Regions from separate parts of the Homo sapiens genome. Here all the other regions are linked to region 4. Evidence: chromatin loops called from intact Hi-C (ENCODE). Cell type or tissue: endothelial cell of umbilical vein. All regions are shown on one strand. Region 1 overlaps NOL4L (nucleolar protein 4 like). Region 2 overlaps NOL4L (nucleolar protein 4 like). Region 3 overlaps TM9SF4 (transmembrane 9 superfamily member 4). Region 4 overlaps C20orf203 (chromosome 20 open reading frame 203).

Region 1 (5,000 bases), 180 kb after region 4:
ATCACCCATGAGTTCCCTCTGGGCCTCATCTTGAGACACTTGGTTGTTAAGGAATCTGGTTCCTCCCATTGAAGGGAGGAGATGTGGTGAGGTGGCCCATGGTGCGGTGACAGTGTGATGCAGGCTCTGGGCACAGGCTGCCTGGGTCTACACACCAGCTGTGCTGCTGGCTTCGTGCCCCTGGGCAGTTGGGGCAGGCGGGGCGGGCCTCGCAGGGGCAGTTATCAGAGCTGGAGCTAGGCCTGACGTGGGTGCCTGTGTTATGGGGTCATGGGAGGAAATCTAATAAAACCATTAGCCTGAAGTCCCGTGCCTGTGGGCACTGGGTGCTCCTCCTAATCAGGTGATTTTGATGCCAGGTTAGGTGTAGCCCACCTTTTCCCAGTGGGACCCATCAAGGGAGTGAGGGTTGGAGGGGGCATTTGGGTGAACAGTTCAGTGATGTGAGCCAGAGAAACCCTGGCTGTGTGTGGGGTGGCTGGCAGCGGCAGGAGGGAGGCATTGCAGGGCACCAGGGTGCCACCAGCCCACCAGCCTGCATCCTGGGCTTCATATGCCCTCCATTCAAGAACTGTGCGCAATGGGACCAGAGTCCTTAATTGTCAAATTAATGGAGCGTCCTCATTAAACACCAACACTATGCCAGGCAATTCAGTTGATTCAACAAGTCTCACTGCCTTGTGCGGGATTCAGAGGACATACAGTCTGGTCCCCACTGTTGGAAGGACCGAAGGTTTTCCAGGGAAAGACAGGGCAGAGACCCACAAGACAGTGACAGCTGGATACAGCTTGGAATTGGGATTGTGGTTCACAGCAGCAGTGTGGGTTCTAGGCGAGGGCCAACTCAGTTAGGAGGGCGTGTCCAGTCCTTGGCGATTGCACAGATCTGGCTCTGCCTCGTGTTAGCTCGTGACCTTGGGCGAGCACCTTAACCTCCTGGAGCCTCAGTTTCCTCATCTGTGGAGCGGGGCTGTCAACTGTACCTACCTGGTGGACCTGTAGTGAGGGTGAAATACCACAAGTCCAGGGGAGCGCTGGGCCCCTGAGAAGCTTTGCCTTCTGTTGTTATGGTTTGAACTTGGCTGAGAGAGGCCAGAGTGTGCGTATTGAGTGGAGTTCAAGAGCCTTTCTCCAACCTAGAGATGGCAGGTACGGCCCTGCCAGGGTTACGTGCACTGTGGGAGGGGAACTTTTCGTGTGGCTCCTCTGTCCCCGTGTGCCCGCCCATGCCTGCCCACAGCAGCCTCCTTGCCTCTCCTCAAACCCAGCAGCTTGTGCCCCACTTGCTGCTGCCTGTGCCTGAAACTTGCGTGGAGCCACACAGACCTCATGGGCTCCCCTCCTCACTTCTCGCAGGCCTCTGCTCCAGCATTTCTGACCCGTGGGGTTTTTCTGGGCTGCCCTGGCAAACAGGTCCCTCTGCCCTCTTGCCCTGCTTCCATGTGCTTTGCAGCCGTCATCAATGTTTTTCTGCTCATTGTCCATCTCCCTCGTGGATCGAGGGGTGCCAGGCAGGCCAGGAGTGTGTCTGGTCCACAGCTGAGTTTCCCAGCACCTAGAGCGGAGCTTGGCCCATAGCAGGTGCTCAGTAAATACCTGTCGAATGGATGGATGGGGAGTTTGGAGTAGGTGGCACTTTCAACTGTTACTAGAATACTCTGTCTTTTAAGTCGTGAGCATTTGAACAATACCCAAGAGTCTTCCTCCTTCAGCTGTGACTTCAGGTCAAACCCAGAGCATGGCACCCCCTGGGCATCCAGGAAGTAGCAAGGGGCCCATGCAAGATGCCCCGTTCCTGGTTCCCGGAGCCCGCATGGCACGACCAGCTGGGAAGATGGGGAGCCGGCTGCACCTTGCAGCCTTGCTCAAGGCTCCAAGGAACCTTCCCCCACCTGCCAGCCTCTCTTCCCCCTCCCCTTCGTCTCCCTCCATCCAGTTAGCACAGGGGAGAGTTTTGTTGTCCCTTTGTACCCTTTGTGCAGAGCCTTTTGAACGTGTGTGTGTGTGTGTGTGTGTGTGTGTGTGTGTGTGTCCCTCCGGGTGTGTGAGCGAGTTTTCACGAAGGAGGGCTGTGGGTGGAGGTGCTTGTGTTTATGGAGCAGGCAGCCTGTGGGAGGGAGGCAGAGTGAGTGCGTGTGCCTGTGTGTGGGGAGAGGACACTAGAGGACACGTGGGCTCTGTCCATCCCCCGAGGCCCTGGGTGTGCCGCGTGGGGACTACAGGCGTCACAGCCCAGCTCCTGTCCTCTGGATTCAGCAGAGGGTCCACACTGCACAGAAGCTATAAATTCCAGGAAACTCCCTACCAGCCCAGCCGGTGGGGGAGGGAGTGGAGGCGAATCCACACTGGTTCCCTAGCACTTGGAGCAGATGTGTCTGCCTCAGGGACAGCAGTCTAAGAAAGTTCCAACCAAAGTGTGTTTGCTCACTATAAAAGAGGTGTCTGTGAGGGGGGCCCCGGAGGGGAGGCTTGGGGGGTGCTCTGTCAGAGGTCCTCACTGGGGGCCCACAGAGGCCATTGTGTCTTGCTGGGGGGAGGCCAGAACTCCGGGTGTGGGAGCTGCTGGGTCATCTTTCTTGGTTTTACAGCCAGCTCCCAGGCACAGTTGCTTGCTGCTCCTGAAAGGCTGGGCCTGGAGGAGGTGGGGGCCCTTCCCCCTGGAGGGCTGGGTTGAAGGGGCCCCGCCCCGGGGGTTCCCGGATGACTGGCCAAGGGCCGGCCCGAAGCCGGCAGCGAGGAGAGAGGAGGCAGGCGTGGTCCTCTCTAGCAGGCCATCCGGCTGTTTGGAACGCCCTGGCGGCCCCCCAGGCCCTTGAGCTGAACCCCCTTTGCGGTCTGGTCCGAACCCTGGCCTGCCCCGCCCCCTTCCTTCTCTGCACTTCTGGGGCTGGCCCTTTCAGCCCTGGAAGCTGCCCAAGAGCGTATCTTTGAAGCACAGCAAAGGTTAGGAAGGAGGAAGACAGAAACGTCCTCTGGGCTGGGGGAGTGGGAGAAAGGAATTCCATGCATGCTTCATGGGAGTCAGGGCGCCAGGCCTGCTGGGGGCACTCAGCTCAGCCTCAGTGCCTGGTGGCGGGCATGTGCTGCTGCCCGCTTCTTGCCGCCGGGTCCTGTGCAGAGTGAGCCCCGGTCCCTGGGCTGAGAGCAGGGAGCGGCAGCCCTTGTTTACAGCGCTTGTTTCAACCTTGGCTCACAAGGGTAAGAGCCAGGCCCTGCCATCCGCCCCTGCAGGATGCGAGACCTCATAATTGTCTTCAATTACAGACAGTGCCGGCCCTTAGCCTTGGCTTCCGACAGGAACCAGAGCCGGGGCCACTTCCACCGGGCAAGGGGGAGCACCACCCAGCCCTCACTTCAAGGTTTGAGGGCTCCTGCCGCCTTCAGGGCACTCCCAAACGCCCACTGGCCCTGGGGTCCACCCACAAGGCTGCCTCAGGCTGATGAGAGCCCGTCCCTGCTGAATGCCCACCTTCTTTGTCCCTGCTCAGGATGAGACTTCTGTGAGCAGCGAGGATTTTGATATGAGCGACTCCACATGGATGTCAGCTGACCCGCACCTGGCCTCCAGCCTGAGCCCCAGCCAGGACGAGAGGATGCGGAGCCCGCAGAACCTCCACAGTCAAGAGGACGGTGAGTGCCCCTTGGTGGCAGTTGAGGAGGGGCTGTGCCCGGCCCCCTGCTCCCAGTTGTCCTCAGGTGAGAGGTGTGGACACACTCCAGGGTGGCGGAATCTGGGCCAAGGCCTTTGGGTGGCTCAGGCCCAAGCTTGCACTGCCCCCAGTGTTCTCAGCATCTCCATGGGCCCCAGTGCCCCAGCTCCTGGCTCCTTCCTCCCAAAGATGAGGGAGAGAGCCCATAGGACTGGCAGCCTGCGGGGCGGGGGGTCTGCCTGGTTGCCGGGATGCCATGGGCTTCTGCAATGTGGGTTTCAGAGTTACCAGGGGCAGGCCTGGGAAGGTTCACAGTGTACCTAACCCAGAGCAGTTCCGCTGCCCAGCAAGGGAAACAAGCTGTGTTTCTGCAGCCACATGTGAGGCTATAGCCCAGGTCACCTGGTGAGTGACCAGGCAGTGCAGCTGCCCACATTCACCCTAGCCCCTTGGGATGCGATGCGGCTGGCTGGGGAGCTGTCCGGATTCTTCCCTAGCCCTGACCGCCTCCGCGCAGGGCCTGCCAGGCAGCCTACTCCAGCCTCCCTTGGAATAGAGGCTTCCTTCTCAGGGGTTGGAGAGTTAGGGTCAGGAATCAGACCCCAAAGATCCACCCCGGCCTCCACGTGGACTCCCCCAAGTGGTTGGGCTCTGGGACCCTGGCATCTACCTTGGTGTGCCAGGGTTGTGAGGTGGCCCTGTGAGCACAGCACCCCAGCATCGCCTTTGTTTCCGTGGAGGAGATGGTTGGGGGCAGGGATGAGTGAGCTGGGCCCAAGAACTGGGGTGTAGGAGCCGGAGCCAGCAATTAGGAGGGGTTGAAGGTCGAGGCCTGGAATGTGGGAGGGAGGTGCGGATTAAAAAGGGGTGTAATGTGAACTCTGTGAAACGGGTCAGCCTTAAAGAGTAAATAAGGGGTAGGAGCCTTGCTGTTTGGGTCAAAGTTCATCTCCATGGCAGAACCTGCGCGCCTGCCTCCCGAAGGCCTGAATCCGGCTTTGTTTGGGAGGAGACCCAGTCTGGAGGCAGCTGGAGGTGTCTGGGCCAGGGGCTGGGGAGCACAGGGAGTGGCTGCAGGAGGAGTGGGGTGCGTGGCTGCCGGCAAAGAAAAGGCTTTTGTGCTTGATGCCTCGTGAGGTCGGTGCGACCCCCTCGTGCTGCCAGCCTCCCAGGCCAGTGCCGCCTTCCAGCGTTCCCACGGGGGTGGGGACCGGCGGGGGCAGCCACGTGCTCTGGGGGGCTCTGGGGCTGGGACAAGCGCAGCAGCTGACCTCCCGCCTCAACTGAGCCGATTGAGGCCACGCCCAAGGAACACTGAGGGCGGTGCCTGCAGAGCCCAGCTGGGGCCAC
Region 2 (5,000 bases), 190 kb after region 4:
GCCAGGTGCGGTGGCTCACGCCTGTAAGCCCAGCATTTTGGGAGGCTGAGGCGGGTGGATCACCTGAGGTCAGGAGTTTGAGACCAGCCTGACCAACATAGAAAAACCCTGTCTCTACTAAAAATACAAAATTAGCTGGGTGTGGTGGCACATGCCTGTAATCCCAGCTACTCCGGAGGCTGAGGCAGGAGAATTGCTTGAACCCGGGAGGCGGAGGTTACAGTAAGCCGAGACCACACCATTTGCACTCCAGCCTGAGTAACAAGAGCAAAACTCCATCTAAAAAAAAGAAAAAAAAGAAAAAAAAATAGAAAAATAAAGGAGGAAAAAAGAAAATGAAAAATAATGATGTCTGGGGCCCTATTTTTCTCAGACTTTTCTATGTATCTAAGTAACCAGAGCCTCATTTTCTTTTCAATGAGGCAGTATTGGCGCCTTTTTTCTCACATAGTCATTGGCCTCCCTGACACTGATGTGGGCCAGCCACAGTTCAAAGCTTGTCTAGTCAGTCCAGTGACTGGGGTCCCATTCCTGAGCCCGCTGTGTGCCCAGCCTGACCCTGCTGTGTGCCCAGCCTGACCCTGTGAGCCCAGAGCTATACATGTCGCTGTTCCACAGGGCAGGAAACATCGTCTCCGAGGGGAAGTAACTTGCCCAGACCACAGGGACTGGGTCTCTCCAGAGCCAGCGTTTTGGCCACTCCTGTGGAAGGACACTCAAGTCCCTGTTTTTCTTTCTTTCTTTCTTTCTTTTTTTTTTTTTTTTTTTTGAGATGGAGTCCCGCTCTGTTGCCCAGGCTGGAGTGCAAAATGGTGTAATCTCGGCTCACTGCAACCTCCGCCTTCCAGGTTCAAGCAATTGTCCTGCCTCAGCCTCCCGAGTAGCTGGGATTACAGGCGTGCACCACCACGCCTGGCTAATTTTTGTATTTTTAGTAGAGACAGTGTTTCACCATGTTGGTCAGGCTGGTCTGAAACTCCTGACCTCATGATCTGCCCGCCTCGGCCTCCCAAAATGCAGGGATTACAGGCGTGAGCCACCGTGCTTGGCCAAGTCCCTGTTTTTCATTGCTGGAAGTGGCGCTGCAGGGTGCCCCTCAGGGCTGGCCCCATGTGGCCTGAGTCTCCTGTCCTGGGCTTTATCCCCAGGCCCTAGCACTGAATAGGTGCTCAACCAACGGCCACTGAGTCACTCTTGGCAGAGATGGGGAATCAGAGAAAGGGCCTGGGAGGAGGTGGCCTGGGAAGCTGGGCAGAGGCGTGGCAGCAGGGGGCTGGGAAGGGAGGAGGTGCCCGATGCCAGGATTGAGGGTTTCTTGGGTCACCTGTTTCCAAAAGCTCCCTATGACCCCAAGCTCCAACCAGGAGAGAAGGGCAGAGAGGCCACAGCCAGGCCATCTGGGGAGGGTCTGGCATGGAAGGGTTCTGGGAGGATGGAGTGGTCGGGCCCAATATGTGGCATCCTGTAGGCAGGTCCTGGGTGCTGTGCCATGGATCTGGCCGGCCCTTCCCCGAAGTATGGTCTTGAGCTAGCCGATCCCCCAACTCTGGGCCACAGCTTCTCTCTGTGACATGGCCTGGGGGCTGTGGCCCCTCATCCTGGCATGCCCCCAGGAGCTCTTAGTGAGAAGACCAAGGCTTCCTACCTCCTGGCCCCTGCTGCCCTTGGGTGGGGCCCTCCACCACCCAGAAATGCAAACTGGGCAGCAGGGCGGGTCTCTGGGGAGCAGGTGTGTTTCCTGAGTGCCCAGGGCTCGGTATTTACAGCAGCAGTGCTGTTGGCCTCTTCTCCTTGGCCCGGCCCCCTCCCCTGTGTGCCTCCTCCCTGGCCTCCAAGAGGTCTGCAGGGAAGTGTGGGGGCACACAGAGCTCAGATCTTGCTCAGTTCCCTCCTTGCCAGGCAGCCTTGGGCGGGTGCCAACCCCTTGCTGGGCTGGGGGTGATCATCTTGGCCCACCTTGCCAGGCGGTTGAGGACCAGATGTGGACAGCACAGGCCCATTGGGGGCCAGGCTGGGACTGGATGTGGGCGGTCTTCCTCACCTCCCCCAGATTCTCTGAGCCCTGCGCACCACCCCGTTGGTCCAGTCTTGCCTCCTCAGCCAGCCTGGTCTCCCTTGGTCCCCTCTGCCATGGAGGCCTGTGGGACCCTGACTGCAGCTTACCTCACAGCCACCCTCAGCGGCATCCCCACCCCTGCTCTCAGCTCCCAACCACCGCCCGGGTTGTGCTTCTTCGTAAAGGGAGCCGGGCTAGGGGGTCCTTGGTGTCAACCAGACCCAGGCACTCACAGCTTGTCCTGAGTCCCTGTCCCTCCCTCCCCACCCACATGTGCCAGGCCCTGTCCAGGGACCCCAAGTTCCCAAGACCCTGCTTCTCAATCTGGCAAATGCCAGACCCATCCAGGTGCCCACACTGATGGGCAGCTAAGCAGGCAGCGAGGAGTCAGTGCTGCCATCCAAGGAGAAGGTGCCAGGCAGAAGTGTGCTTCTGGCTTCTGGTACTCAGGGTGCCATGGGGTGTCCCCAGCACAGCGTGAAGCCGTTCAAGTGAGGGATCAGGCAGGAAGCCATAAGGCTGATGGGGAAGGAGCTGGTGGGAGTAACGACCAGGCCACCCGGGCTCAGAGACCATTACCCGCATTACCCCTGTGCCGCGGCTCTTTCTAGTGTCCTCCTCAGGTGATGCCCACCCTCCCCTGGGCCCATCCCTGGGTCACAGCAGCCCTCTCCCACCAGGAGGCACAGAACTCCGGCCTGCTGCTGCCTCCCCGTGGACCCAACACTCATGGCCAGACGTCTGCTCTGGTCAGTATTGCATGGCAGGAGGTGTGGCCCCTGCACCAGCCTCCCTGGGCTGGCCTGTGAAAGGCTTCTCTTGCAGTGGGCTTTTAAGCCAAGCCTTCTCCCCAACACCTGCTCATTATGGCTGTGTCCATTGCCCTGACCCTAATTCTCACAGCTGAGGCCAGAAACCAGAGCTGGGCCCCATTCTCTGGGTGCAGGTCCCACCCACCCCCACCCCAGGAGCAAGAGCTGTTTGTTCCTCCTCAAGGCTCCAAATACCCACAACAGATGAGCAGGCGGCGGCCTCCTGGCCTCCCCTCCCCCAGGAGCAGAGAGCTGGGGCCCAAGCCTTCCAGGGATTGGCTGTGGGCCACACTGGCAGTCCCGGGTCACAGGAAAGTGTCCATCATCAGCTGGGCCGCAGGCGGCACAGACAATGCTGGGCTGTGCTGGGCCCCGGCCCGCCAAGGGGTGAGAGACGCTGGGAGACAGCACCGAGAGATCCCTTTATCCAGGAGTGGGCAGGGCCTACACAGCCCTGGCCTTGTCTGGGATGCTGGGGAGGACAAGCTCTGGGGCCTGAGGAGCCGAGAGGTTCACCTACTGAGAAAGTGGGTGAACCAGGCGTGGTGGCTCATGCCCATAATCCCAGCACTTTGGGAGGCTAAGGCAGGCAGATCACTTGAGGTCAGGAGTTTGAGACCAGCCTGGCCAACATGGCAAAACCCCACTTCTACTAAAAATACAAAAATTAGCTGGGCGTGGTGATGGGCACCTGTAATCCCAGCTACTCAGGAAGCTAAGGCAGGAGAATCGCTTGAACCCAGGAGGTGGAGGTTGCAGTGAGCCAAGATCACACCACTGGGCTACAGAGTGACTCCATCTCAAAAAAAAAAAAAAAAAAAGAATGGAGGTGAAGGTGAGCCTGGCCCAGTGGGGCCACGTGGGGATCAGTGCCCTTGCCCTTCGCCACCACCCCTCAGCCCAGGACACATACAGAGCTCCATCCTGCAGGCTCCTGTGTCAGGGACAGGCCCTCCTGAGGCACCTCCACCGGGAGCCTGTTCAAGGGTGACTTTCCCAGGAACCAGGAAGTGACCAGGCCGCGTTGGCGTCATCACTCCGACCTAAGGACTGCAATGCACCGAACCCAGACTGGCTTCCGGGAGGGCTGGAGGAGGGCCTGCAGGGGCTTTGGGGCCAGGGCCCTGCCCCGTGAATCATTCACACATGGTGGCCTGGAGTGGCTCTGTTTGCTCTGAGAACACGGGGAGCAGGCTGTGTGTCTCGGCTCGATCTTTGCACACTGAATTAGTGTTTATTTCTCACCGCCTGTGCTTGGCCTGGAGGACGGGGCCAGGGAGAACACCCACACACAGGCAGTTCATCCTGGGAGCGCTTCCCCGGGGCATCAGTGGCCAGTAGGTGTTGGGGGAGGGGCTCTAGGAAGTGGAGCAGTCTGGTAGCAGGGGTAGGGAATTGTCCCACAGTACAGATGGGCAAATCAAGGCTGGCCTTGGAGGCTCCCAGAATGTCTGAGAGCACTGGGCGGCCTGGGTGGTGCTTTGGGGCCTGTCTGGGCGCCTCCACTCATCCCGGGTGATGGGTCGGTGACTTCCCCCTGGAGCCTCTGGTTCCTCCCTGATGTCTGCTGCAGAGGGTGGTTGTGCAAATCAGGCATGATGAGTTACCCGCCGCCTGACACTCGGGACCTGACGCATAATTGGTGTCCACCTCCCCCTCCACTGAAGGTGGTGTCTGTCTCCAGGGCCCCACCGCTTGAGCCACCTGTCCCAAGGCCTGAACATCATCTGCAGCTTGGACACCTCTCTACGGGCCAGGAACCCCAGGGTCTCTGCAGAGAGAAATGATTTCAGTTTTAGGGGAAGATCTAGGTGTGTGACGTCTAATTCATTAGCCAAGGACGGCTACTGAGCCTTGGAAAAGGCTAGTGCAGACAGGTGTGCAATACACGCTGCGTCTCAGCGGCTCCGTAGGAAAGAAGAAGGTGAAATATCTCAGCTCTGATAACACGGTATCAATTATTTGTTGAAATGGTACTATTTTGGATATATTGGGTTAAATAAAGTAGATTATTAAAATTGATTTCACCTGTTTCTTTATTACTTTTTAAAATGTGGGTACTAGGGCACTCAAATCCCTCATGCGGCTCCCACTCTGTTTCTGTCGGACAGTGCTGCTCCCGACTGTGAGGG
Region 3 (5,000 bases), 500 kb after region 4:
TGTACTATTATAATCTCTTGAGAGGTAGGCAGGGTGGGCATTATTCTCCTCATTTTATAGATGGGCAACTGGGGTGCAGAGAGGTGGGGTGACTTGCCCAAGGTCCAAGTGATGGTCTTAACCTGTCTCACTATACCCTTCCATCCTTCCCCTTCCTTGTCCTGGTTCCTAGGATGACACCAAGTCTGCCTACAACCTGGTCACCTTGATCTTGGAGTGAAGTTAAGCTTTCATAAACTCTATTAGAGCCGGCTGAAGCGGCAGGAACTCTGGTTGCCGCACCCTTCTGGTGGCGGAGGGGGGCGTACCCTCTTCCACGTTCCCCTGCTCTTGCCTCTGCTGGAGGACTCACCCCACAAATCGGTTCATGTACCACCGCTGCTCGGGGATCTGCCGGGGAATCTGGTTGGTGCGCACAGGGTTGTCATATGGCTGCTTTCGGAAGCCGAAGTAGTAGCCCAAGTAGACGAGGGGCAGGGAGATCCCGAACCACATGCACAGCAGAGCCACCATGGTGGGAAAGGGCACCTGTAGACATGGCACCATGAGGCCCCCACGAGGCCCTGATGCCCGGGATGGGGGCTGCGCAAGGGGGAGGGGACCTTCTGGGCTCCACAGAAGGAGAGGCGACTTGTGCAGCAGAAGCACACTCCCTGCCCCCACCACAGGGCTCCTGGCCAGAATCTCTTGAGGCTGACCCCAGCCCTGATCTGGACTCCCAGTGAAGAAGGCACCTCAGCATCCCAGAGGAGCTCACCATCCAGGGAGGAAGTAGGGGAGGAACAGGAAGGAGTGGACTGAGAACGTGAAGAGATGAAGAGGTCAAAATGAAGAGATTACATGTGGCACATTATGTGAAGAAAAGAAGGGAAAAAACAACACTGTACAAAGTGCTCCCAATCTTGTCAGAATAAAACTACATGATATACTATTAAGTGTAAAAAGGAGGCTATAAACTATGTGTATAGAAGGATTCCATTTTAATAAAAACACAACATAGTCGGTCCTCTGTATCCATGGGTTCTGCATCTGTGGATTTAATCAACTGCAAACAGAAAATGTTCAGGAAGGCCGGGAGCAGTGGCTCATGCCTGTAATACCAGCAGTTTGGGAGGCTGAGGTGGGCAGATCACTTGAGGTCAGGAGTTCAAGATCAGCCTGGCCAACATGGTAAAACCCAGTCTCTACTAAAATTACAAAAAAAAAATTAGCCGGGCACTGTGGGGGGCACCTGTAATCCCAGTTACTTGGGAGGCTGAGGCAGGAGAATCATTTGAACCTGGGAGGTGGAGGTTGCAGTGAACTGAGACCTTGCCACTCCACTCCAGCCTGGGTGACAGAGTGAGAGAGTGAGACTTCGTCTCAAAAAAAAAAAAAAAGAAAATGTCCAGGAAAAAAAAAAATACAATAAAATAAGCTGGGTACAGTGGCTCACGCCTGTAATCCCAGCACTTTGGGAGGCCTAGGTGGGCAGATCACTTGAGCCCAGGAGTTTGAGACCAGCCTAGGCAACACAGTGAGACTGTATCTCTACAATTTTTTTTTTTAATTGCCGAGTGTGGTGGTGACACCTGTAGTCCCAGCTACTCAGTGGGGCTGAGGTGGGAGGACCACTTGAGCCCGGGAGGCAGAGGTTGCAGTGAGCTGAGACCACAGCACTGCACTCCAGCCTGAGCAACAGAGTGAGACCCTGTCTCAAAACAAACAAACAAAAAATACAACAATACAAATTAAAAAACAATATAGTATAACAACTATTTACATAGCATTTACATTGTATTAGGTATTTTAAGTAATCTAGAGAAGAGTCAGAATATACAGGATGTGTGTACGTAAACACTATGCCACTTTATATATGGGACTCGAGCATCCTTGAATTTTGGTATCTTCAGGGGTCCTGGAACCAATCCCCTATGAATACCAAGGGACAACTGTATCTATTTATATTTGTGCCTGGAAAGGCCTATACCAAAGAGCTAACAATACTTCCTTAGATGGGATATGGGGGATTAGAACTGATTTTTCATTTTCTTCTTTATCCTCTTCTCTACACTTACTTTTTACAAGAATCACATAAAAAGAAATATATATATAAAGTGTTTAGAACAGTATTACTACAAAGCAAGCATCATATAAATGTTTGCTGTTATTTTATAAATTTTAAATTATGTAATTCTTTTGTAAGTATATCTATAAAAAGGAAAAAAGACAACATATATTAAAGACCTACATTGTATTTATCTCTGGGTGAGCAGATTTGGGGTTATTTTAAATTTCTTCTTTAACTTCTCTGCACTTTCCAAAATTTCTACAGTGAATGTTTATAATGAGCAGCTGGTAACTGGGAGGAAAATGCTCAAAGGGAGAAGGAACACAGGGATAAAAAAGGTGAAGTGAGAGGAAGGGCATGACTGTGTCTTGAGGGTGGCTTCCTAAGTTGCTGGGAAAGAAACCCCTCCTCTGTAAGCCTGGACGTGAAGCCTCATGCAAGGACCTTTACCGCCACCCCCAGGTGGAGGGCAGAGGGCTCTACGTGCTAAGGCTAGGATAGCAAAATGCCTGCCACATCTCAACTGCAGTCCTGCTAATTGACCAAGACCCCACTCCCCCTCCCCACAACTGAGTTCAAAATCCTCCTCAGTGAGTCTTGGACAGCTGCTAGTAACACACTGGACTGGGGCTGGCAGGATTCCCAGCTCTAAGGGTAATACAACCTGATCCTTCCTTTCCTCTCTCCTCCACCTGCAGGGGCTGGTGCTGAGGGGCAGGGACACTGAGGAGGACAGGCTTGCTTTGGGATAATGACCTAATAAACTCACACTGGGCAGCTCACTCTTGGTTAAGACAAAGGGAAATTCCCCAGTTGGCCGCTGGACTGTGGAAACCTCCCTTTAGAGAAGTGGGCTTGGGTCAGTTGACTGAAAGATCTCACAGGAAGGCCAGGGCCAGGGCATGACACACCAAGGGCAGGGCTGGGGAAACCCCAGCTGGCCCTCTGCCCTCATGGCTGGGAACGTAACTCTGGGGACTCAGAAAAGGGAAGGGAATGGCAGGAAGTGGCTTTTGGGAGTAGGGCTGAGTGCAACTGGTCCTCGCTTGCTGGGGAGGGGCTGGAAGGGTAGGGGAGGCACTTACCGCTCCTGATGAGTGCTTTCCCCAAATGAAGCAATTCAATACGAAGCAGATGCCAAAAACCACACCAGGGTACAGAGTTGCCGTCTGGAGCAAGAGGGGCCGGGTTGAGGAGCAGCATCCAGGGACCTCCCCTACCTGTCCCGGTGGGGCCCCCAGACCAGAAGCTCTTAAGCCCTCCTTGTCTTTCAGACTCTGCTCAAGCATCATTCCTTCCAGAAAGTATTCCCTGACCCTCAGACTGAGCAGGACTCTGTTCTATGCCCTCTCAGGTCCCTAATACTGCCCCTTCTTGCTCTCATCCCAGTTCGTAATTACATATTTTGGCTACCTGATCAATATCCGCCTATCCCCAAAAGACTGTGAGCTCCTTGGGAGGAGTGTGTCTACCTTGTTCTCTGATGTACTCTCATCACTGAGAACACGGTAACTACTCTGGCCAGGCGTGGTGGCTCATGCCTGCAATCCCAGCACTTTGGGAGGCCGAGGTAGGTGGATCACCTGAGGTCAGGAGTTTGAGACCAGCCTGGCCCACATGGCGAAACTCCGTCTCTACTAAAAATACAAAAAATAGCCGGTGTGGTGGCTCATGCCTGTAGTCTCAGCTACTCGGGAGGCTGAGGCTGGAGAATTGCTTGAACCCGGGAGGCAAAGGTTGCAGTGAGCAGAGATCGTGCCACTGCACTCCAGCCTGCGCGACAGAGCGAGATTCCGTCTCAAAAAAAAGAAAAAAAGAACACGTTAACTACCCAATATATACATATGTAAAAAAATTTTTTTTTTGAGGGGGAGAAAAATTACCTCCAGAATCGCTTGAGCTCAGGTGTTTGAGACCAGCCTGGGCAACATGGTGAAACCCTGTCTTTACAAAAAATTAGCCAGGCGTGGTAGTACGCACCTGTGGTCCCAGCTACTTGGGAGGCTGAAACAGATGGATTGCTTGAGCCCGGGAGGCAGAGGTTGCAGTGAGCCGAGTCATGCCACTGCACTCCAGCCTGGGTAATAGAGCAAGACTCTGTCTCACACACACACAAAAACCCTAAAAAACAACTTTAACAAAACACGTATGTCTGGGCCCCAACCCAAACTGCCTAGAAGGATGGTGAAGCTCTGAGTCTTGGGGTGGCAGATGCTGGGTTCCTATGTACCTTGTCTCACCTAATCCTCACGCAAGTCTGGAAGGAAAGTCTACCATTATTCCTTTTAATGAGGACACTGAGGCCTGGCGATGTTAAAGACAACCCCTCACCACCTCCACGTCACCCAGCCTCCTGAAGGTACAGCAGAGGTATAAACGCAGGCAGTCTGACCCCAGAGCCCATGCTCCTGACCTACTGCAGTGTATTCTTGCCAGTCAGAATCTCTTGGGTGGGGTATAGGCACAGGGATTCTAGTCTAGTCAATGCACCAGAGTTACAGTTGAGACTTTTTCTTCTATTTTCTTCAGAGACAGGGTCTCACTCTGTCACTCAGGCTGGAGTGCAGTGGTGCAATCATAGCTCACCGCAGCCTCAAACTCCTGGGCTCAAGTGATCCTCCCACCTCACCTGCCTGATTAGGAGGACTACAGGCACATGCCACCACATCCAAGTAATTTATTTTTTGTAGAGACAGGGTCTCACTGTGTTGCCCAGGCTGATCTCAAACTCCTGGGCTCAAGTGATCCTCCTGCCTCGGCCTCCCAAAGGACTGGGATTAGAGGCACAAGCCACCACAACCGGCATGAACCTTCTTGCCACACTGATCACCAGGCCAGGGACTGCTGTGGCAGCCTGAGCATCCAGGTGGGTCACTAACCACAATGACGAAGGCCCTCCGGAACCTGATGCTCAAACCTCCATTGCCAGTTTCATCTTTGGCTCACAGCC
Region 4 (5,000 bases):
GGTCATGAAGATTTATGTCTATGTTCTCAGAGTTTTATAGTTTTAGCTCCTACATTTGTTTTCATCCACTTTAATTTTTGTGTATGGTGTGAGGCAGGGGTCTGACCTCTTTCTTTTGCAAGACTCTGTTTTCCCCATTGAACTCCACCATTAAATATGTTCGGCTCTTGCGGCTGAACCAAATGTGAGGGTTTATTTCTGGACTCTCAGGACTCTTATTTATATTTCATTGATCTCTATGTCTGTCCTTATGCCAGTACCACATTGTCCTGATTACTGTAGTTTATTATAGTAATTTTTGAAATTGGAAGTGTGTGCACTCCAACATTGTTCATTTTTTCTTCTTCTTTTTTTGGGGAAGGATCTTGCTGTGTCACACGGGCTGGAATGCAGTGGCACATTCTTGGTTCACTGCAATCTCTACCTCCCAGGTTCAAGTGATCCTCCCACCTCAGCCTCCTGAGTAGCTGGGACTACAGGCACATGCCACCACACCCAGCTAAATTTTTGTATTTTTTGTAGAGATGAGGTTTCACCATATCACCCAGGCTGGTCTCAAACTCCTGGACTCAAGTGATCTGCCCACCTCGGCCTCCCAAAGTGCTGGGATTACGGACATAAGCTACCACGCCTGGCCCACCATTATTCTTTTTCAGGACTGTTTTAGCTTTTCTGAGTCCCTTAAATTTCCATATGAATTTTAGGATCAGCTTGTCAATTTCTGTAAAGAACCAAGTTGGAATTTTGATGGAGATTGTGTTGAATCTGAAGATCAATTTGGGGAGTCTTGCCATCTTAATGGTATTGGGTCTTTAGATCTATGAACATTGGTATTTTTCCATTTATTTATGGCATCTTTAATTTCTTTAAACAATGTTTTGTAGTTTTCAGATTATAAGTTTTGTACTTCTTTTATTCCTAAGCATTTTATTCTCTTTGATGCTAGTATAAATTGAATTATTTTCATAATTACATTTTTGAAGTGTTCATTGCAAATGTGTAGAAGCTCAATTGATTTTTGTATATTGATCTTGTATCCTGCAACTTTGCCAAACCCAATTATTAGTTATAACTTTTTTTTAGTGGATTCTTTAGGATTTTCTCTTTTTTTTTTTTTCGCTCCATCACCCAGGCTGGAGTGCAGTGGCGTGATCTTGGCTCACTGCAAACTCTGCACCCCAAGTTCAAGCAATTCTTGTGCTTCAGCCTCCTGAGTAGCTGGGGTTACAGGCACACACCACCACGCCTGGCTAATTTTTGTATTTTTAGTGGAGACATGGTTTTGCCTTGCTGGCCAGGCTGGTCTTAAACTCCTGACCTTAGGTGATCCACCTGCCTTGGCCTCCCAAAGTGCTGAGATTACAGGCATGAGCCACTGCTCCCAACCAAGATTTTCTATATATAAGATCATGTCATCTGCAAGTAGGGATAGTTTTACTTCTTCTTTTGCAATCTGGATGACTTTATTTTCTTGCCATTGTACCCAGTACAGTGTTGAATACAAGTCGTGAATTCAACTTTGCCGTAAGAGTGGACATCCTTGTCTTGTTCCTGGTCTTGGGGAAAGCACCCAATCTCTCACCATGAAGTATGATACCAGCTGTAGGAACACTCTTCTTAGAACTCCCCGAAAGATTGGCTGGTTTACACCCTCAGTTCTAGCAGTGTGCAAGCAGGAGGCCTAGTCCCCCATCCCTTGCCAACACAGTAACCCCAGGCTTTAGAGGCAAAGAACCAAGCCTGGGAGGGAAGTGCTGCATGCTATGTCACACAGATACTCAGCGACCTACAGTTCAGCTGTCCATATGCACTGGGAGTGAGCCCTGGACACTCAGCCTTCCCTCCCCTAGGGTGGGATGTCTTGAGACCCCCTAAAAAAAAGCATTGGTACAGAGGAACTTCTGGGTTCTGTTCTTGTATTAGTCACTGGCTGTGCAACTGTAGGCAGGTCACTTCCCTCTGGGCCTTGGTTTTCCCATCTGTGTAGTGGAAAGAGTGGTCCACCTTGAAATCTTCCAACTCTGACCATCTCTGCCCCACCCACCCTTAAATTCACAGTGGCTTCAGCATCCACCACTGCCCAGAGGAGCCACCAGAGGGCGCCCCAGACCATCATTTGGCCCAGCTTGGGTGCAGGGTGCCCTGGGGAGGCTGAGAGCAGCGCCTATTTTCCAGGAGCTGCTGGCTGTGCTTGCACAGACTTCCTGTGGCTAGACCAGCCCGCTCCTCTGGCTGAGCTCTGATCTCCAGGAAGGGAGTGACGGAGGCACCATCCCCAAGGCCAGTGACCTAGCACTCACCCTGCCCGCTTTGGGTTGCCGCCTGAGGCTCAGGCTTTGCAACATCGGGGCCAGCAGCCTTGCATCTCTCAGCCTTGAGAGGCTTCCACCATCTCTGAGAGGGCCTCTCACTGGTGCTGCATCCTCTCCCCACCAAATTGCCCAGCAGCAGGAAGCCCCCCAAACTGGTGCGTGTCTGGCTACCTGGAAGGGGGCCCTCACTGTTTTTTGTGGACGTGAATGTATTCATGCTGGGGGTCTGGACAGTGTAGTCTCCAAAAACCACAGCATCCGGGACTCCTAGATACCTCCAGGATAGATCCCAGAACCTTCGAAGCAGGAATCACAGAGGTCAGGGACCACCCAGAACTTCCCAAAAAAGCCAGAGGAGGCTCCATCAGCACCCCCATGACCCCCAGGGCTGATTTTATCGTTCAAATAAAATCAAAACCTTTGCCTTGCAAATTGAGCTCCAAGACACAGCAGCATCTCCCCGCCATCCCAAGAGTCTCACCCCAGCCCCTTTGCATGGAGGGCTGCTGGGCCCCCTCTGATGCCAGGGGTATTTGCTTTTTTTTTTTTTTTTTTTTTTTTTTGAGATGGAGTCTTGCTCTGTCGCCCAGGCTGAAGTGCATGATCTCAGCTCACTGGCACGATCTCAGTTCACTGTAACCTCTGCCCCACCAGGTTCAAGTGATTCTCGTGCCTCAGTCTCCCAAGTAGTTGGTACTACAGGCGTGCACCACCACACCCAGCTAATTTTTGTATTTTTAGTAGAGACGAGGTTTTGTTGTGTTGGCCAGGCTGGTCTCGAACTCCTGATCTCAAGTGATCCTCCTGCCTAAGCCTCCCAAAGTGACAGGTGTGAGCCACTGCATCCAGCCACATTTGCTTTGCATTCTAGTTATTTGTATGTGTGTTTTCTCTCTCCTTCCAGACTGGGGTCCCCTTAAAGGCAGAGTGAATCTCAGATTCATCTTAGTCCCTTCCTGGGGTCTTGTTCAGGACCCTGCATCCAGTAGATGCTCAACAAATGTCAACATAGGAATCCAGGTCCCATCCTCTCCTCACTCAAGGGATCCAAGGCTGCCTCTTCCTCTTCCGTAGTGGTGTGGCTTTGCAGAAGTCACTTAAGCTCTCTAATCCTCCTCCTCAGAGTGCCAGACTGCAGCTGCCACATGAAGAGGTAAGACTCGGACAGGCTAGGTGCCAGGTCACCCCCCAGTTCCCCAGACCTTTCAGATGGCAGTGGCTGGCTATTCAGGTCAGACCAGTTGCTGTGCTGGACACTTCACCTTTGTTATCTCCTCCAGTCTTCTCAGAGACCCTTTGAGGTGGGCTCTGTTGCCATCCCCAGCCTTGCAAATGGGGAAACCCAGGCATGTGACAATGAGCTCCCTTGCCTGAGGTCACGTTGGTTGGTAAAGGTGTCTGAGCCTACAGCCCTGCTTTGAAGTGACTTGGGGCAGGGATGAGCAGCTTCAGGGGGTTTTCTTGTCCACCCTGTAAGAATCTTCAAGGCTCAGAGATCATTTGCTCCAATTTTCTCGTTTCTTTTCCTTTTTTTTTTTGAATAGGGTTTCGCTCTGTTGCCCACTTTGGAGTGTAGTGGGGCGATCATGGCTCACTACGGCCTCAACCTTCTGGGCTGAAGTGATCCTCCCACTTGAGTAGCTACCCCATGAGTAGCTGAACCCTCAGGCGCAAGCCAACACACCCAGCTAATTTTTTTTTTTTTTTTTTTTTTTTTAGAGAGAGGGTCTCCTATGTTTCCTAGGCCTGTCTTGAACTCCCGGGCTCAAGCGATTCTCCTGCCTCAGCCTCCCAACATGCTGGATCACAGGCAGTGGCCACCTCGCCTGGCCAGTTTTCCCTTTACAAAAACTGGAATGCTGAGCCGGGTAAGAAGTGCTGTCCCTGTCTCCCACACCTGGGCTGACACTGGGGACTGTTGGGAAATTAGGGAAGACCTAAAGCCCCTTGCGAGTCTCAGGTACTAAGATTCTATGATCTTCTTGGGGGCCTTGTTCCCAACAGGCCACATCAGTCTTGGCTGGACTCACTGCCCACCTCTGGGACCTTGGCGGTGGGGCGGGAAGGAGGACCTCAAAGGCTCAGCGAGTCCACCCCCAGCCCAGCCACCAGCGCCAGCCTCCTCCTCCGCAACACCCAGGCCCTTATCAGGAAAGGATTTGGGTTGGTGGGGAGGGGTGGGGGGAAGTTGGAGGCCTCAGGCTCAGCAAGGTGGGTCGGAGAGATAGGGAAGTGGGGAGGGGGCTGCGGGCCCCTGCTGGGCGGGGGAGGGCAATGGGAGGGATGCCCAGAATGGGCACGGTGGGGGACTTTGGCCAAGCTCTGTCCTCGCTGGCCTGGACCTCAACATGTTTCCAGGACTTCTGCCTCCCATCCTTGCCAGGCAAGTTGCCTGCACCTTTAATTAGCAAGCAGCAGTTTCTCTCCAATTCATCACGGTCGCTGTTTAATTAGCCGAGCCCAGGGCGCCCCCACCCCCAGCTCTGCCTGCCTGTCCTACCAAGGCCACCACCACCTCAGGGTGTCCCCTGTTACCACCCCCCACAATCATTCTGCTCCCCAGAGTGGGGGATGGGCCCGGCACGCCCAGCTGAAACCTCAAGGAGATTCTGGGCACCGGCGCTTGTATTCAAGGCATTCAGCAAACATGATTAGGGACCGAGGCTGTGCCAGGCTGGCTCTGGGTAG

Evidence for each region. A loop is a pair of places that touch in the nucleus more often than their neighbours do. Peaks named below come from ENCODE experiments on the same cell type or tissue, not always from the same donor. Only the 100,000 strongest peaks of a DNase experiment are listed, where the experiment ranks them.
Region 1: it touches region 4 in a loop (6-fold over the local background); 7 of 110 quality-filtered maps call a loop at or near these places.
Region 2: it touches region 4 in a loop (9-fold over the local background); 7 of 110 quality-filtered maps call a loop at or near these places.
Region 3: it touches region 4 in a loop (4-fold over the local background); 11 of 110 quality-filtered maps call a loop at or near these places.

The regions. Positions count from the first base shown.
Region 1 is chr20:32,473,231-32,478,230 of GRCh38, reverse strand. NOL4L (nucleolar protein 4 like) reads left to right here. Exons shown (of 11, transcript NM_001256798.2): 5 at 3,489-3,630. Among named protein-coding and RNA genes, the nearest start is that of NOL4L-AS1, 85 kb to the left of the region's middle. RefSeq lists enhancers at 604-1,375, 2,920-3,691 and a silencer at 2,547-2,736. In endothelial cell of umbilical vein, no CTCF peak of the experiment used is centred here; DNase peaks (open chromatin) are centred at 2,330, 2,820 and 4,080; H3K4me3 peaks cover 2,015 bases; H3K27ac peaks cover 4,382 bases.
Region 2 is chr20:32,464,670-32,469,669 of GRCh38, reverse strand. All of the region lies in intron 5 of NOL4L (nucleolar protein 4 like), which reads left to right. Among named protein-coding and RNA genes, the nearest start is that of NOL4L-AS1, 94 kb to the left of the region's middle. In endothelial cell of umbilical vein, a CTCF peak has its summit at 2,754 (motif pointing right); DNase peaks (open chromatin) are centred at 3,169 and 3,929; H3K27ac peaks cover 5,000 bases.
Region 3 is chr20:32,153,322-32,158,321 of GRCh38, reverse strand. It overlaps TM9SF4 (transmembrane 9 superfamily member 4), which reads right to left. Exons shown (of 18, transcript NM_014742.4): 13 at 3,136-3,219; 14 at 353-528. Among named protein-coding and RNA genes, the nearest start is that of TM9SF4, 46 kb to the right of the region's middle. In endothelial cell of umbilical vein, no CTCF peak of the experiment used is centred here; DNase peaks (open chromatin) are centred at 2,541 and 2,931; H3K27ac peaks cover 1,674 bases.
Region 4 is chr20:32,650,198-32,655,197 of GRCh38, reverse strand. C20orf203 (chromosome 20 open reading frame 203) reads left to right here. Exons shown (of 6, transcript NM_182584.4): 2 at 3,217-3,465; 3 at 4,032-4,180; 4 at 4,317-5,000. The coding sequence starts at 4,046. The coding sequence ends at 4,766. Among named protein-coding and RNA genes, the nearest start is that of C20orf203, 21 kb to the left of the region's middle. RefSeq lists a silencer at 2,025-2,124 and an enhancer at 2,415-2,464. In endothelial cell of umbilical vein, a CTCF peak has its summit at 2,098 (motif pointing right); a DNase peak (open chromatin) is centred at 2,127.